Linked DNA regions of Homo sapiens: regions 1 and 2 are each linked to region 3. A link is a contact called in ENCODE Hi-C or POLR2A ChIA-PET data. All regions are on one chromosome and are shown on one strand. The core of a region is the stretch at or near the end of the contact, and the rest is flanking DNA. Distances in the headings are between cores, read along the strand shown. Region 1 has its middle 64 kb from the start of STK38L. Region 2 overlaps PPFIBP1 (PPFIB scaffold protein 1). Region 3 holds the start of BMAL2 (basic helix-loop-helix ARNT like 2).

Region 1 (4,117 bases), core at 706-3,205, 150 kb before region 3:
AATGGGGATAATAATAGTTCCAACCTCATGGGATTATTGTGGGGAAATGAGATAATCCATATAAGGTATTGAGCCAGTGCTTAACATATACATGCTATTGCTCAATGTATGCTATCAATTATTTTAATAGAAATATATATTATAAATTGTATGCAGGCTTATTAAGCAGTAGAGATTTCATCATTCACAACAGATTTTTTTTTCTGTTGCCTTTATGATCTCCTGAGTTTTAAAAAACGCACTAAATATTCCTATCTCAGACCCTGTCTCAGAAAACAAACAAACAGAAAAACCAATAAGTAACATTTCTTCTTTTATAAAACCTCCAACCTTCTTTTTGTTCATTGGTGAAGTAAAGATCATTAGTGAAGTAGATCTTGGCTAAATAGAGTGGCTGAAAGTAGAAAAACAGTGCACTTCACAACCACTAGAATAAGGCTTTTTTTCTGTCTGGCTTAGTTACATGATACAATTGAGTCTATCCAGGCTTAGTTTTAAGTAACCATTTATTTGGCTGAACAAAATTAGAGCTTGTGTGCATTTATTATAACATATATCCAGGCCCTATTTAATCTCCTAGGAGAAGAAATGTACTAAATGATATACTGATGTCGTGGAAGAGCTTATCCAACTTAATTAAGTAGACTCTTTATTCCCATATAGTAAGTTAGACATTCCGATTCTTTCCGATGATTCTGCACTAGAATTTAGCTGACCAGGGAGTTGGTTGTACATAGCATGGAACACCTTTCTTTTGCCCACAGTTTAATTATGTATGGAGAGTAGAAAAGAGCTTTGGTATGAAAGCCTAAATACAGTTAAGATACAATGAGCTGATGACAAAGATTCTCTCTCTCTTTCACTCTCCTTTTAAGTAGCAATGCAACTGCACCTGATTAGAAGACTGATCTTTGAAAAATAAGTTAAATTCAAATCAAGAAAAGTTTCTTGAGAACACAGTTATCTACAAGGTACTGTGATGAGTAGTATGAATAATAATAAGACAAAGACGTTAATGTCACTTCTCTCAAGAAATCACCATTTAAGGGAACAAACAAATAAGTCCAGACCAGATAGTAATAAAATGTGGGAAATGCTACACTAGTAAACAAACAAACAAAAAAATCATATAGGAACTGTGATGAAGGCACCAATTCCATCAGGGGAGCAGGGAGGAAGGTGCTAAGGGAAATTTTGCAGAAGTGACATTTGAATTGGATCTTGGAGGATTTCCAAGATTTTTGTGGAAAGCAGAAAGGAGAGAGATAAATAAACAGCATGAGCAGGAGCAGAGAACATCAGTGGTTAGGATGAAGCTCTAAAGATTTGCTAAGACCCAGTTATAAAGCATTTAACGGTCTTCTAAGATTGCCTGGGCTTTATTGTGAAAATAATGGAGAAAATTGAAGGTTCTTAGTTGGGGCAGGTTCAGGGACCTGAACAGGTTGAGTTTGGGGGAAGGTGCATAAGAGTGGGGACACAGGGCAATGTGCTGGCAGGGAGAGTGTGTGAACAAGGAAAAGGTCTTGAATTGTAACTCTGGAGAACATCTCGTGGCGGGTTGTGGAAGAGAAATTTATGAAGGAGGCTCCTAAGAACTGCCTTTTGAAAAAAGGAATCCTGAGACAAGCATAAGAAAGCAAAGAAAAAGAGTGATAAGGAAAAGGAATCGATCAGCAGTGTCAAACACCGTACACAGATCTAGAGGAAAACGAAAAAGAAAGCTATTTGGTTGAGCAACTAGACCATTTTTAGTGGCTCCTTTGAGACCACTTTCAATAGAATTAGTAAGGTAGAAACCAAATACCATGTCAGACAAGGAAAAATAATACTTGCAATGCACAGGAAATTTAAAGATAGGCAGGAGCTGATGTTGCATCTCTCAAGGAGGGTAGTATTTAAGAGCAACCAATGGAAATTATGAGAAATAGGAGCTAAAAAGGTCTAATCCCCAAAACCAGACAGACGAGAAACATTTGCAGAATGATGTCATCCTGCCTCCTTGGGTGATACCACTTTGTTCCTCAGATGTTTAACCCAGCCTGCATGAGTCAACATCTATATTTGGGCATAAGGAGAACTACCTTTTGTGCTATGTGCCAGTTCAGAAGTCTGTTTTTGCTAGTCTGGTTTAGCTCTGCCAAATTATTTTAGGCTTATGACTGCATCAACAGCCCATGGAAATTAATCTGTTTAATATCACATAGCTCTAATTCCAGCACACTTACTTCTATTCAATGTAATCTTAATTGGTTTTTTTCCCCTTTGCATTTGGAAGACACAAGGTTTATATTTACAAGTACATTCATAGCAGATTTTAAAAGGCAAAAGTGGAAATGTCAGAAAAACCATATATAGAATCCAAGAGCTTATATCAATTACTGAACATGACTAGAATAATAGTAATAACTTCTGTGAATTAAGTGCCTAGTGTTTGCCAGACAATTTTCATTGAGTATCTTTGATTCTATAACCCTAAAATGTAGCTACGATTTCCATCCAGAAAAGATTAAGTAACTTGATTACATTCACTCAGTCAGCAAATGGAAGAGTAGGGACTCAAAGCTAGACCTGACCCCAAAGCCCGTGGTCTTTCACCACTCTGTGCCCTCTTCAAAATATCATGGTGCCCATTAATGCAAAAGAAAAGTGAACTGGCTGGGTGCAGTGGCCCACACCCATAACCCAACATTTTGGGAGGCCGACGTGGGCAGAGCACTCGAGATCAGGAGTTCGAAACCAGCCTGGCCAATATGGTGAAACCCTGTCTCTACTAAAAATACAAAAAAAAAAAATTAGCCGGGCGTGGTGGCACATGCTTATAATCCCAGCTATTCGGGAGGCTGAGGCAGGAGAATCACTTGAACCTGGGAGGCAGAGGTTGCAGTGAGCTGAGATCTCACCACTGCATTCCAGCATGAGAGACAGAGCGAGACCCTGTCTCAAAAAAAAAAAAAAAGTGAACAAAGTCATATAAGTTATGTTTACAAGTGATGACCGAGATATTCAGTGGTAGAAGCTCTTTTTAGATGTAAATTACTCATCTAACTTTTATTGGGAAGTAAATATTTCAAAATGCATGTGGTTGACCAGACTTAATAGTAAATGACTCTATTTCTAATGGGATATCAGAGGAGAAGGCAAAAAAGGAAATAAGATAGAAGCATTACACAACAGAAACAATGTCTGAAGGAAAATTCAAAATTTAAGAAGAGCTGGAGATGGGTTCTTATAAGATCTCGTAAGATTATAATTTTTCTGGAATTTTGAACTATAGTGATTCATTCTAAGGAAAAGAAATCAGTTCACAGGAAAAGAATCTCCCTAAGATTATTTCCCATCCCCACAAGCATTGAAAAATGCTTTTTGCATATTACACAGAGAAGTTCTGCTTGTTTTTCTCAACCCCTCCTTGTCAGACCAGGATGGGATGGGGAAGGGTGGCTTACCTTTGTAGACCCCCTGCCAGAGAGCCTTCCCTTGGCATGGAATCTAAAGTAGTCTCCCAGACAATCTCTAGCACATCACTGAGTTATATTTTCTTCATAGCAGTACCTGAAATTATTTTGTTTACTCATTTTTTCACTGACTGGATTACCCCCACTAAATTTACGCTCCATGAGAACAGATTTTGTCTTTTTGATTCATGGCTAAACCTGAAGCACTCAGAACGGTACCTAAAACAATGCCTCAAAAAAAATTTACTGACTGTCTGAATGAATGAATGAGTTAATATTGCCAAGGGCACAGTAATGTGAATCTGCAGCTTAAAGTGGAGATCTTCACCCAAGAAATAAGTTTTGTATCTCTCCCTGAAGAAAGAAACAGTTATGAGGGTGGGGAGTTTATGTTCATGGGCTATTAAAGGAAAACTCAGAAAGATGGTGTGGTAAAAAGAAATATGTATTTGGTCTTTGTTCCAGTTCTTTTTGTTTGTTTGTTTGTTTGTTTATTTTTTGTTTGGAGACAGGTACCCTCCAGGCTGGAATGCAGTGGTGCCATTACAGCTCACTGCAGCTTAAACTTCCCCAGGCTCAGGTGATCCTCCCAACTCAGCCTCCTGAGTAGCAGGGACCACAGGCATGGACCACCATGTCTGGCTAATTTTTACAATTTT
Region 2 (3,767 bases), core at 824-3,323, 220 kb after region 3:
GGATGGTGGAGGATGAGGAGACTGATCAGATACCGAGAGTGGGAGGTTCTTGCTAAACTGACTTAGCAGGGTTCTTTGCTAAACTTGGATTTTACAAGGAAGTGCACGCAGAGGCCTAGGAGAAGATTTATGAGCCTGACTAAAGTTTGGCCAGAAAAAGAATCTTTGCTACATAACTCATTTGATAACTGAACTTAACTCATTGCCAGATGACCCCATATACTGCCCAGGCTGGGGATAGAGGGTGACTGAAAATAAAGACGAACTCAAGCTTACGATGACATGAAGAGAGTGAAACTACAAGTCTGATCTCTCCCCAGGCCCTCAACAATGCCACCACTGTCACCACTCAGTCCAGCTGGGCCGGGGATGGTGCTCACCCACACTCTGGATGAATGCTGTTTTGTGCTCTGCTGTGTTGGTTCTTCTGCAGCCCTTTCTGTCTTACCGATAGGTTGCCCCTGCCCCGCAGGAGCCAAGAGTGCCCAGTGAAGCTTTCTCTGTGGATGGGACTGATACACACCATGACATGTGTTGGGAAAGTCCCTGGTGCTGGATGAGTTCTCCTTCAATAGCTTTGAAGTTATGTGGCTGACCCTGTAGGAGTAATTGGTTTCTTATGAATGATGACCTATGAATTAAATAGGAAGCAATTCTTGTCTACAAAGTTTATCTCCAGTGATAAGGAAAAGACCCCCAAGGAAGCTCATCGATATTCGGGGACTCAGCATTCACAACTGCAGGGGGCACCATTCATACCATTCATGTGGCCCTAATTCAATGCTCTTGTAATTCTTCATACTTAGAACATTTTTGGGTGATCCTCTATTAGAACAGGCAGATGGAGTTAAGCTGGCTGCAGCCAACGATCAAATGGTTCCTTAAGTATTCCTACTTTTCTTCCCTCCTCTTTATCTTCCAATTGAGTAAATAGATGCTTTCTGAATTATACGTGTTACTTAAAAAACTGATTAAAGAAGCAGTTTATAAGCAACTCTTGCTAAGTGCCTTGGGTAAACCTGCTGTCTCACAGAATTGAGCAGGGCAGAAAAAGGCATCTTTTGGAATGCCAGTGTTTCATCTAAGTTTAATTTGATACCAAGGGCTGCTTGACAGCACCCATCTGGTTAACACTGAGTGCTTAGATGTATATTACGGTAAATGGCTTAAAACTGGCAACTTCTAGACATTAGCTCACAATCCCGTTAAGATTCCTGTTAAGCCCTGGGGATAATGCACAGCCTGGTGTAATCAAGAAAACTGTAGCAGTTACACTCATCCCAACATCCCAATTATTCCTAACTTAAATGTTGCCATCCGCCAGATTTCTCAGCCTAGTGAAGCTGTTCCCTCCATTTAAAACAATTGCTTTCTGAAAATTTGTGTTTCTTTGGTAAAAAGATATACACTAGGAGGAAATGATTTGGAATTTAGAAGTGCTCACTACAGGGTTCTTATTCAGTATTTTTATCAGTGATTGGGAGTTGCGGTTGAAACCAGGCTGGGAGAGACAGCTGATGACAGTCAGAATCCAGAAAATAATCCGTACAAACGATGACAATGGTAAAGTGAAGTTGATAATGCTTTAAATAACAAAGCTGTATGTCACGCTGTGAATATACTTGAAAAAAAATCAACTGAAAACTGACATGACTTGGTTTGGTAAAAACTCCCTGGAGGTTTGTAGTTCAGCAGAAGCCAAATCTGTGATATTGCTGTGAATGGAAAGTTCATCTAACCGTGTTTAGCAAATTTAATGCAAGTTAGTGTCCAGTTTCTGGAGATAATGGTTCCTTTGTGCACGTTGTCGGAGATCCTACATCTGGAGTCTTGTGCTTGACTCCATACACTTTAAGAGGAATGTTGCCAAATTGGAATGTTCCCAGTGTTGGGGTGTGGAGATCGTGCTGACACCAGAGGTCTGGAAATTGTGTCCCCTTCGGAGTGGTTTGAAGAACTGGGGCTGTGATGTCCTAGGAAGTTAAGGGAGACAGGGCTGCTATTATAAAACATTTGCCTGCTTGCCAAGCAGAAGAAGGAATAGGCTTGTATTTTTTGATCCCTGAGGACGGACCTCAAATGGCAACAGAGGCTGGGGTGGGGCGTGCATTCTTGTTCGTTCATGGAAGGCAGGCCCTTCCAGTAAGCAAACGAGCCAAGCTGTTGACAGGAGGTGGCAAGATTTATGGAGATGCCTCAGAAAATATTCGGGCTTTCAGCCTAGATGTTGGCTCAGGTCCCCTTCGACAATAAGGTTCTATGGTTTTGTAAAATAGCTAGCACCCCTGGTTCTTTTCAAAAATTATTTTCTTCAGAGAGATAGAATGGTGGAAGAAAGGCACTCTTTGCTGTGGCATAGATCATAGAAAGCACAATAACTGCTTGTTTCTCATGAGAGCTGAAAATGCTCTGGAGATTTCTCTAAATGTGGCTTTTCTTGTTCTTTATTTTCTGCAGATCCTGTCAGGACTATAGATTCCTTATTCCTTTATTTGATTTGGTGTTTCACTCGAGCGGGCTAAATAACAGTGATTATTATATGCAAAAAAGGTTGCTACAGTTATTTTTCCCCCTGATATGAAAGCTAAGCCTTGTTTTCCTCTTCTTGGCAGAAATTGTGCTTTTCTTTGGAGGAAATCATAAATCATGATTGAAAGCAAAAGCTGTTTTGACCCAACTCTTCCCCTTTTCTCTATGGAGAAACAATCACTTGGCGATGATATAGCACGTACGAGACAGATGATCAGAATTAAATTCTTTTATCTGTTAACAAGCTCATCTTTTCATTGACTCAAATCCTTTTAAGAAATATTATTTTGGGGGAAAAAGCCCCCATTTTGTGTTAATTTTTCTGATCCTTTGACAAATATGTTTATTATTCTTTTAAGCAAGTTGGGCACCATTTTACATAAAATTATAGCTTAAATCAGAGCCTTATGATTGAAAGAGACTTTGCATAAAAAAAGCAATTACTTATTTGTCCATGTTAAACTTAGATGCAGTGTTTAGAACTTAAACTGTGAAGTTTAAGTTGAATTATGAGTAATGAATACAGAATATTTTGGAATTAACAATTAGCCTACTGAATAAAGCTGCTTCCTGAATACATCTATTGCTTTTGAAGTCAAGTATTTTCTTGGCATCACAACAGGCCAGTTTTGAGTAACCTTGTTGTGGTTGATATGCTAGTTTCAAAATCTGCTGGAGAAATCAAAGCTCGGTGTGGTTTTCTGACTTCCCACATGATTAACTGTAAGATCCCTGCCATATAGATGGCTAATAATATTTTCCATAGCCACCTGGGAGTAACAAAGAGCATTAACATTCATTACTGCATGTTAATGAAACACATAAATATTGAAAATAAATATTGTATGACTTGAATCTTTAGCAAGGTTTCTATTCTTTGCCAGTGATAACGTTTGTTATCATAGAGTGAAAAACCAGTTTCAGGCGTCACACCAAACAGGAGCTATCATGGTAATACCCAGAAAATGTGACAAAAGGCTAACTGTTGTGGACTTAGCTTGCGTTGTTAGTTATACAGATTTTTTGCAGAGATTTGATATGAAGTTGGGTTTATAGGAATTAGGAATTCATGATGGAGTCTCATGTTTATTGCTTCTTGGTCCGCATTGGGAAAGTTGTCAGTTACTGAGGGAACAGGAAATTTCCATTGTGCTTTGCTGCTGGCAGTCTGGATTTGTGTTGTTTTAGAAGTTTTCCTGCTGTAAGCTACTTTTAAGCCAACACACCCCTAATATTCA
Region 3 (4,208 bases), core at 100-2,599:
GCTTTCAGGCTTTGGTGGAAGTGAATCATCGTTTCTAAGAAACGGGGACTGCAATGATTCACAGGCAAGCTTACTGGACACCACAATAGGAACTCCTAAGAAGGAGACCTAACTTTTATGGTCTTGCTTCTACTATCTACTAGCTGAGTGATCCTGGCCAAAATACTCGACATCTCTGAACTTCTGTTTCTCTACTAAGACAGGAATTAAGAAAGAGGTTGTGAGGCTCACTGAGCCGATAAGGGGGAAAATGCATTGTAAGCAAGGCCATGTATAGAATAGTATTTACATTTTAACCCAGATCTTAAAGCCCAGGTCTAATTAATTCTACCTGTTACCCCTTGGTAAACCACCTCAAAATAGTGTACACTTGTCTGGAAAGCCAAGGTTTGATCACATTCGGGAAACCCTGTATGGAATTACTGTTTCTAGCTGCCAGGAGAAGTTGGTGTTGGTAGAATTTGGGGTGGAGTTCCAAGTCAAAGCTAGGAATGAGACGTTTCAAGACTGGTTTTGATTAGGGATGTGTCTTGGTGTGTGTTGAGGACAGCACAGTTTTCAGCACGTCTCCCTTACCTCTAAAGTCCTAGCCCCTGCTTAAGCCTGCAACAGTTTTCTCCTGTCATGCCCACTTCTGCTTGGGAACACACTTCCAAACCCTCTGCCCAGCCTCTCACAATGGCCCTAAGTACTGCCCTGAGGACACATAAGGTGCTGGTTAAGACGTTGGAATTGAGTCCTTGTAGGAAAGTTATTACCTTTAGGCTGGTTGCAAAGTTTGATTTGGTGTCTTCTCTACTGTGACTTTCCTTTACTTACTTCTACTAGATTACCAAGGAATGGGTCTAGGGACCAGTGGGAGGGCAGCAAACCAGTGTATTCTAGACACGTGGCCATAGGATGTAGGGCTGTCAAGTGATGCCCAAAAGATCTTGTTTCTGGATTTACCCAACCGTTCCAGGAGGCAAAACGGCTTCCTCGGGACCCTCTCTCTGTCATCTACACTCTCGTCTCTGCAGCTAAGCCCTTCCTTAAGCAGAAAAGAGCAGGGTCTCTCGTCCAGCACCCTCCTCCCCAACCCTAGCCCCGTGCCCTCCGCTAACCCACCGTGCAATTATCTTCATTCATCCTTTACCTTTGCCCCGAGGGTCTAACAACTGCAATCTTCGGAATGCTGGGACAAAGCTTACTATGAGCATGGAAGCCTGTTTTCAATAGGGTGGTTGCTAGAAGGACTCAACTGGCCTTTTAGTGCTTTGCTGCTCGCGGGAGGGCTCGGCGGGGCGGTGTCCGCAGCGACTCCGCCCTTGGCCCGGGTCTCTTTCCCGCCGGGAAGCCCCGCGGCGCCCAGAGCGGCGGGCGGCTGGCTCCAGTCCGCATGCTCAGTAGCTGCTGCCGGCCGGGCTGCGGGGCGGCGTCCCGTGCGCGCCTACGGGCTGCGGTGGCGGCCGCCGCGGCACCCGGCAGGGCCCGCCAGTCCCCGCTTCCCTGCTCCAGAGCCGCCGCCTGGGCCGGGGCAGGGCGGGCCCGGGGCTCCTCCATGCTGCCAGCCGCGGGGCTGCGGAGCCGACCAAGTGGCTCCTGCGATGGCGGCGGAAGAGGAGGCTGCGGCGGGAGGTGAGGTTGCCGGTGGCGAGGCGACGGCCCCAGGTGGGCGCGCGGCGTCTGACGCGCTGGGGGCGTCCCCGCGACGCCAGGTCTGCCCCCGCTGCCCCGAGGGAAGCGCCCGCGCCTGTCCTCTCGGGCCGGAGCATCGCCTCCGAGGGGCGGTGGGACAAGGCCGCCCCGTGGGGCACAGGTGCGGCGCGGCGCCCGGCGCGTCCTCCCGGGGAGCGGGACGCGGGGAGGGGAGCTGGGGTCGCCGCCGGCGCTCAGGACGCGGTGTCTTGGTCCCGGGCCGGGCGCATTGGCGAAAGGGAGCCAGCGGGGGACCTTGCACCCGGCGCTGGGAGCATCCGCCTCCACCCACTGCTGGGCGCCCGCGTCGGCGTCGGCATGGCATGCACTGCTGCGGGGACTTCCTATATTTCTTCTTTCTTTTGTGTAAACCAGTTGTCAGCAGCCTCGGACCTAGCCCGGTTCCTGTGAACCCCTCCCCTCTGAGCTGATAATACTCGCGGCTTCCCGGCTTGAACCGCTGCCCCGCGGTGGAGCGCGCAGGTGGGCAGGTGCGCGTGGACGCGGGGCCACACTCCGGGATCGCAGCCCGCTCCGCGACAGCCCTCCATAAGCGACAGGCGGCTCGTGTCTTTCACCGCTGAAGCTTCAGGAAAGCCGTCAGTGGAGTTAGCTTGTTCGATTATGTATTTCTGTGGTATTTTTGTGAATGGAGTTGGAAGTTTGCGGTGCTTTTTCCTTCTCGCTAGTATTCACTGGCAGTATTCTGTAGTTCCTTACAACGGGGCCTTTGGGACCACTGCTCACAATTACGGAATGAATACAAAATAGCTGTTGTTTAAGACAAATGAGAGGCAGGAAAACAGAAATAACTGAAGGAAGACTGGCAGAGAAGTTCAGGGAAGCAGTTAATTCTCCCCTTTCCTTTTGGAATAAGATGATAGAGTTTTAGATTCTTCTCTGAAATAAGGCAATGAGAGGAGGTGGCTTTCGAAATTCTAATATAATTGTGGGAATTTACATCATGGGGCGATTTCAGAAATTCGATCATTTGAATATTCGTAGTCTTAGGTAAACCCTTTGTTGAAAATAGAAGATGGCACGTGTGGTGTTTATAAGCTCTGACACCCTTTCTGCTCCGTCTTGTGACTGAGCTCTGCCCTTTACTGTCTGTGTCACCCAGGTTATTTGAAATCTCTTAGTCTAAGTTCCCCCATCTGTAAAATGGAGATAACTATGCAGTCTGCCTTATAGGATTGTTAGGAGTAAATGAGATATGAGATATGAATGCAAATAAAATGCTTAGCCCAATACTTAGGAAATAGTAAGTGCTTCATAAAACATTAACTTAATGTAGTTATTAATTTACAACTTCAATTTGCTTTGTGAAATTGGTGAGTGCTGTCTGGTCCATTAAGAAAGTGTTGTCCCTTGTGAGTTAAAATTGGCCAAACTGAAAGGAAGTGAAAATGCACCTACTAATTCAAAGAAAATGCACCTACTAATTCCCCAGATAAGTCTTACGAACTTACAACAAGCTTTTAGATAAAGTTTAATGCTATTTATCTAACTATTTTAGATTAATAGTTTATTGCTCTTTGCATACCAAATGTAAAGCTGGGAATAATAAAAATTAAATTTTCTTAATTAAGGGTAGCAATGTTTCTGTGCGGGCTGGGAGAGCCCGCAGGTATGAGTACCTAAGATGTCACAGACATTTCACAGGGGTGCTTCTGTTAGTCTTACAACAGCGTTGTGAGGTAGGTAGTATCTCCATTTCACAGATGAGAAAACTGAGGCTGGCTCACAGTTATACAGCCAGGACATGACAGAACTAGAGTTAAAATCCATGGCTGTCGCCCATACTCCTTTCTTTTCTTTCCCATCTGACTTGGTGGTGCTAATGAGCAAGTGTGCTCACTTCCAGACACCTGCTTATCTAAAGAGTAGTAAAAAATAGAACGCTCAACGAAACCTCTAGGAGGAAAAAATGTATATGTATTTTTACTATTTCTCCCTATTCCCAGAGGGAAAACAAAAACAGGCCTCTGGGCCAGTTGGTGGCCATCTACAAAACTAGCCCTAAGGTTTTGTTTTGCTTTGTTTTGTTTTGTTTTGTTTTGTGTTTTTTTAACAGTGTAAACCAAACTATGGGTTTCCCCACCCCATCAGTTTTAGATGGTAAACACCGAAATTGAGCATGCTGCCAAGTGACTGGGTGTCCTCCTAATAAATGATTCCAGAATCCTTGGGGTAGGAAGAGGGCAGTCTTGGGGAGCAGCACATTTCCAAGACTCACTGCCAGAGATGGTCTGGGGTTGAGGCCTCTGTGGGGCAGCTTTCTCACCTTCCGTTTTCTTACCAGCTCATGTTTTCACCTATGATAGTGTAAGATCCAATTCTTTTACATGTAGTTCTGCAATTACAGTGGTTTAAATTTACTTTGTGAGTCAGAAATCAAACGTCATGTCCCAATCAATTTTGCCTAAGCTCCTGTTACTGGCATGGATCCTTGGGCAAAATTTCAGCCAGAAATGCATTATTCAAGATAAACCAGGATGGGCTAATTACTTTTCACATATTTAAGGGGG

Evidence for each region. A loop is a pair of places that touch in the nucleus more often than their neighbours do. ChIA-PET counts read pairs that join two places held with the same protein, here RNA polymerase II (POLR2A). Pooled maps may share reads with other maps.
Region 1: a loop to region 3 is called in a map of PC-9, with 2.3 times the contacts of the local background. The contact joins the enhancer-like site here to the promoter of BMAL2 in region 3. A Hi-C loop is called at or near these places in 1 of 168 maps with a recorded cell type or tissue (PC-9), 1 of 37 single-sample maps with no recorded cell type and 11 of 50 pooled maps. POLR2A ChIA-PET finds 5 or more read pairs at or near these places in 2 of 52 experiments (OCI-LY7 and Panc1).
Region 2: a pooled map shows a loop between it and region 3 (2.1-fold over the local background). The contact joins the enhancer-like site here to the promoter of BMAL2 in region 3. A Hi-C loop is called at or near these places in 1 of 168 maps with a recorded cell type or tissue (mammary epithelial cell) and 1 of 50 pooled maps. POLR2A ChIA-PET finds 5 or more read pairs at or near these places in 2 of 52 experiments (A673 and Panc1).

The regions. Positions count from the first base shown.
Region 1 is chr12:27,177,981-27,182,097 of GRCh38, forward strand. It overlaps the pseudogene LOC124902904. Among named protein-coding and RNA genes, the nearest start is that of STK38L, 64 kb to the right of the region's middle. RefSeq lists an enhancer at 988-1,037. Within about 2 kb of position 1,956, at least 10 of the 41 ENCODE cell types and tissues checked have a DNase peak (open chromatin) inside an H3K27ac peak, as active enhancers do; they include PC-9, where a contact is called at or near this core.
Region 2 is chr12:27,552,943-27,556,709 of GRCh38, forward strand. The region is part of intron 1 of PPFIBP1 (PPFIB scaffold protein 1); the gene reads left to right. Among named protein-coding and RNA genes, the nearest start is that of PPFIBP1, 31 kb to the left of the region's middle. Within about 2 kb of position 2,074, at least 21 of the 41 ENCODE cell types and tissues checked have a DNase peak (open chromatin) inside an H3K27ac peak, as active enhancers do; they include mammary epithelial cell, where a contact is called at or near this core.
Region 3 is chr12:27,331,487-27,335,694 of GRCh38, forward strand. It overlaps BMAL2 (basic helix-loop-helix ARNT like 2), which reads left to right and starts at 1,350. Exons shown (of 17, transcript NM_020183.6): 1 at 1,350-1,617. The coding sequence starts at 1,587. LOC124902906 (a long non-coding RNA gene) reads right to left here and starts at 1,311. Exons shown (of 2, transcript XR_007063255.1): 1 at 1,136-1,311. RefSeq lists silencers at 1,234-1,703, 1,724-1,843.